Linked DNA regions of Homo sapiens: region 2 is linked to region 1. A link is a loop called in an ENCODE intact Hi-C map of the cell type or tissue named here. Cell type or tissue: endothelial cell of umbilical vein. All regions are shown on one strand.

Evidence for each region. Hi-C counts contacts between places; a loop is a spot of excess contacts. Peaks named below come from ENCODE experiments on the same cell type or tissue, not always from the same donor. Only the 100,000 strongest peaks of a DNase experiment are listed, where the experiment ranks them.
Region 2: a loop joins it to region 1, with 20 times the contacts of the local background. A loop is called at or near these places in 6 of 110 quality-filtered maps.

What each region holds. Positions count from the first base shown.
Region 1 is chr3:194,663,639-194,666,138 of GRCh38, reverse strand. It overlaps LSG1 (large 60S subunit nuclear export GTPase 1), which reads left to right. Exons shown (of 14, transcript NM_018385.3): 5 at 496-582. Among named protein-coding and RNA genes, the nearest start is that of LSG1, 7.3 kb to the left of the region's middle. In endothelial cell of umbilical vein, a CTCF peak has its summit at 1,068; a DNase peak (open chromatin) is centred at 1,088; H3K27ac peaks cover 1,028 bases.
Region 2 is chr3:194,332,497-194,334,996 of GRCh38, reverse strand. No RefSeq gene overlaps it. Among named protein-coding and RNA genes, the nearest start is that of CPN2, 18 kb to the left of the region's middle. In endothelial cell of umbilical vein, a CTCF peak has its summit at 1,081 (motif pointing left); a DNase peak (open chromatin) is centred at 1,056; H3K4me3 peaks cover 562 bases; H3K27me3 peaks cover 771 bases.

The DNA of each region.
Region 1 (2,500 bases):
ACACAGCCATTTGTGTTTTGAAGTTTTGATTCTTTTAAGAAGGAAATGGTAGCATTCTGCTAACAAGTGCAAATAGATGTATGCACAAACAAGATTGCTAGGTGCAAATGCATCCTTGCACAGAGATCGTGAGTTGGTTACTCTGCTCAGTTCCGGGCCTTTTCCTTTCATTCCCTTCTTTGGCCATTGGGCATCCTGGAGTTGATCGCTGCTCTCCTGCACATTTTTCCAGTAAGAGTGTGGGAAAGAAATGACTTTGTGTGATAGGTAAACTTCCAGGGCATAAATAGCTTCAGGATAAAATTTGAATTTGGTGGAGTATTGTCTAAATAAATAGTATTTTTATGGTGTCTCAGCAGGAAATATATAAAATAATTTGACTCTGGATATTTGTGCCCAGTACTTATTTTTAATGTAATAAATTTGAGCATTTACACTGCTAAAAATTGTCTATTATAATCTGGCAAATATATAAACTTCTCATTCAAAAACTAGGCTAGAAGAGGAACAGAAGCTGATATTGACTCCATTTGAACGAAATTTGGACTTTTGGCGCCAGCTCTGGAGAGTCATTGAGAGAAGGTGAATTATCATTTTCTTTTGTGTAATAAAGACATTGTAGTGAAGTTATATTCGATTTGGCTGTTGATATAGGCTTATAGGCTCAGGGTATGGGAATTAAGCTATGCAGAGGGTTACTGAGAATTATAAAAACACAGCATGATACTACCGTATATTTTGTATAGTTTTTTTGTTGTTAGATGAATATGTTGATAAGTGTGTGAGAATAATGAACATTTTCTGCAAGGTGAATTCTGAAGCACCTATATAGATATTTTAGCAAATGTATATTTGGTTTCTACTGGTAATGTGGAAAATATGGATACGAAAAAGAGTTAAGTTCCTGCCTGCAAAGAGCATCTATGTTATGGGGAGAGGCGAATGTCAGAGCTCCTGTCAGCCGAGTTACACCATGTTCAGCTAAATGCTAAGCAAAGCACCAGGCACCAGGGACACACAGATGAATGACATGCAATTCTTGCACTCAGAAAACTTAATACGTAGTGAAATACAGAGGGCAGTATGATTCCTGCTTTGCTGCAGATAGAAAGGCAGTGGGCTGAGTCATAGCAGAGGAAGGAGTGGTTGATAAGTATTGAGGAAATCACGGGGTGGTTTTTATGTTTTTTATTTATTTATTTATTTATTTATTTATTTGAGACGGAGTTTTGCTCTTATTGCCCAGGCTGGAGTGCAATGGCACGATCTCAGCTCACCACAACCTCCGCCTCCTGGGTTCAAGCAGTGCTCCCGCCTCAGCCTCCCAAGTGGCTGAGATTACAGGCGCACACCACCACGCCCAGCTAATTTTTTTTTTTGTATTTTTAGTAGAGACAGGGTTTCACCATGTTGGTCAGGCTGGTCTCGAACTCCTGACCTCGTGATCCACCCGCCTCAGCCTCCCAAAGTGCTAGGATTACAGGCATGAGCCACCATGCCCGGCCTGGTTTTTATTTTTTTTAACTGGGCTCTGAAAAGAAGAGAATGATTTTGACAAATTGAGAATGGGAGATCTTTATTCTTTTTCATGTAATGCTAAGGAGAATTCCTGATTGTTAGAAGTTGATGAACACCTGTCTCTAATCTCACCTCTTTGGTATAGTTAAAAGGTTTCTGTTTTCCTCAAAGAGTTTCTGAATTACTTTCAAGGATGCCATAAATGAACCTTATATTTGAAATGTTTTCAACAAGGACCCTTCAGGCTGGTTTTTTTTCCTTTGAAATCTATAAAGTGAACCTAGTAAGAACACTAGGAAACAGAATGCTTTAATTGGGATTCTCAGAAAAGAATCTTATCACATTTAGCATTGTTATTAAGAAAACAGGGCCCAGCGCGGTGGCTCACACCTGTGATCCCAGCACTTTAGGAGGTCCAGGCAGGTGGATCACTTGAAGTCAGCAGTTCGATACCAGCCTGAGGAACGTGGTGAAACCCTGTCCCTACTAAAAATACAAAAATAGCCAGGCTTGGCTACTACTTGGGAAGCTGAGGCAGGAGAATCACTTGAATCCAGGAGGTGGAGGTTGCAGTGAGCCGAGATCGCACCACTGCACTCCAGCCTGGGTGACAGAGCAAGACTCTGTCTCCAAAAAAAAGAAAACAGTACTTGGACTAAACTTGTAAAAGTCACTTACATTTCCTATTAGGGTGATGACAAAGTCACTTGAATGCCCCCATCCTCAGCTCTCTACGGGTACAGAAAGGGCTCTTGGGCTGGGATGCGGGGAGGTCAGAGAAGCAAGGCAAATCTCTAAGGCAGAAGAAGGGAAAGGCTTTCTCTGAGGCAGAAGAAGGGAAAGGCTTTCTCTGAGGCGGAAGAAGGGAAAGGCTTTCTCTGAGGCGGAAGAAGGGAAAGGCTTTCTCTGAGGCGGAAGAAGGGAAAGGCTTTCTCTGAGGCGGAAGAAGGGAAAGGCTTTCTCTGAGGCGGAAGAAGGGAAA
Region 2 (2,500 bases), 330 kb after region 1:
CGCCCGGCCGATGTTTTTAATTTTTCAGCATTAGTGCTCTCATAAATCTTGCATTTTTGAAGAAACAGCAGCTGGGGGTGCGCTCTGCCTTGCTTTTTTTTTTTTTTTTTTTTTTTTTTTTAGATGGAGTCTCCCTCTGTTGCCAGGCTGGAGTGCAGTGGTGCAATCTTGGCTCACTGCAACCTCTGCCTCCTGGGTTCAAGCGACTCTCCTGCCTCAGCCTCCCAAGTAGCTGGGGCTACAGGCACGTGCCACCATGCCCAGCTAATTTTTGTATTTTTAGTAGAGACAGGGTTTCAACATGTTGGCCAGGATGGTCTTGATCTCTTGATTACGTGATCCGTCCGCCTTGGCCTCCCAAAGTGCTGGGATTACAGGCGTGAGCCACCGCCACCGGCCTGCCTCGCTTTCTTATAGTAAAGGATGGCTAAGACATTCCAAAGCTCCTCCTTCCAGCAGGCAGGACGCTCTTCCAGGAAGCTTTGAATGTTGTACCTTCTTTAGTGATGTCCTGCTACTTGCCAGTCATGCAGCCCTCGGCAAATTACTAAGCTGTCTGTGGCTCAGTGTCCTCACCATAGTTTTATCACATAGCACCCACCTCATAGTGTTATTGGTGAAGATAAAATAAGTGCATCCATATAAAGTACCCACAACAATGACACATGGTACGTTCTCCAAAATCGTTATCTTGCATTATTATTTTTGTTAGTATTATTCTAGAGAGAACTGTGGGTGTGGGTGCGGACGGGGTAGGCAAGCACCGGCCAATTGTTTTACCTGTTCCCGTTGATCTGTTTCTGGAAGAACGTAAAAACTGCTGTTTATATATCAAAATTGCATTGTTTAGGAGGATTGGAAATGCAATTGACACAATTGTTCAGTGCTAACAGTGGATATTGGAAAACTGGACGGTGCCGTCAAAGATTAGACTGTCTAGCGCGATGCGAGTCCAAGGACGAATGCTTTCTGGCCCTCTCAGCCTGCTTCCACCACGCGCGCATCTGCAAGCATTTTAAGTCTGCGCCTGCAGAGGTCCCGAGCCTGGTCTCGGAGCGCCCCCTTGTGGTCGCACGGAAGAACGCGCCCCGCGCAGACGTGGAGGGCCAGGGAGGGGTTCTCCCAGCTCCGCCCGCGGGCGCGGCGCGGTACTTTATTCTTGGAAAGTCAGAACCGGGTCCCCTAGAAGGGATACGGGCACATTGACACGGTGACCCGGGGGATACTTGCCGGAGTGCATGCGGGCGTGCGTGCGGAGCCGTCACGGCTTCTGTCTCCTGCACGCCTGAAAAAGCGCCAGGTCCGCTTGGGGCCCATGCACCGAGGAGCCGCCGGGCGGAGGCGAGTCCACCCGCCACCCGGTGGGGCGGCGAAGCGTTCGGGGCGCTCCAGATTGTCCCCGCGCTGCCGCGGTCCTGCACAGTGACTCGTCCCGCGCCCTCCACGGCTTCCAAGCGTCCCCTGCGACCTCCAGATGCCGATGTGGTACGAACCCCGTCCTCGAGGATCTCAGCTGGGAGCCTCCTGCTGCGCGCTGCTGCCACGTGGACGCGCGGTTCAGGACCGCACCTGGCAACGTGCATCCTGGGAAGACTGTGCTTTGTTTTCTTTGGGATTTTATCAAGAGTTGTTCAGCACTTTGGGAATCTTTATCCCGAGGCAATGCTTAGCCCTGATTGCAAAATGTCAAACACGGACACAAATTCATCCTTTACTCATCGTGAGTGAGTGACAGTGACTTCCAGTCTGTTAGTGAGATCTTGGCCAAACATTCCACATGGAAACGAATTCTTTTATTATAAGTTACCTTTGACTTCTAATTAATATTACAGATAGAAGGTTTTATTTTTAAATTCTCTGCGAGGTTTGACGATATTATCTGTGAAGTTTTTTTTCAGGAGACTAAAGCGGGTGTTACAAATGATTTACCAGGAAATCATTAGGTCTGTGGGGGTGCGGTTCAGAGGTCAAAGTAACAGAAGGAGCAAAACCACATGGTCTTCATCAAAGGAGGCCTGCTGGTGTGTCCTGGCCCTGTTTTCCTCCCGGGGTGGAGGCTATGGGTCTGAGGCTCCCCTTCCCACCATGGCGTGAGAGATCCTTTCGCAGAGAAGCTTTGTAAAGGGGAGCAGAGATTCCAGCTGCATTTGGAGGGAAAGGACAGATTCGTGTATTAGTCTGTTCTCCAGCCAAAAAGAACCAACAAGAGATGATAGATAGATAGGAATTGGCTCATGCAATTGCAGAGGCTGAGAGATCTCAGGTTCTGCAAGCTGGAGACCCAGGGAAGGCGGTGGTGTAATTCCATCCAAGTCCCAAGACCTAAGAACCAGGGGATCTGATGATATAAATCCCGGTGCAAAGGCAGGAGATGAGATGTCCCCGCTCCAGCAGTGAGGCAGGAAGACGCGGGGCAGTTACTCCTTCCTCTGCCTTTTTGTTCACTCAGGCCCTCAGTGGATTGGGTGGTGCCTGCCCTGGCTGGGGAGCGGATCTGCTG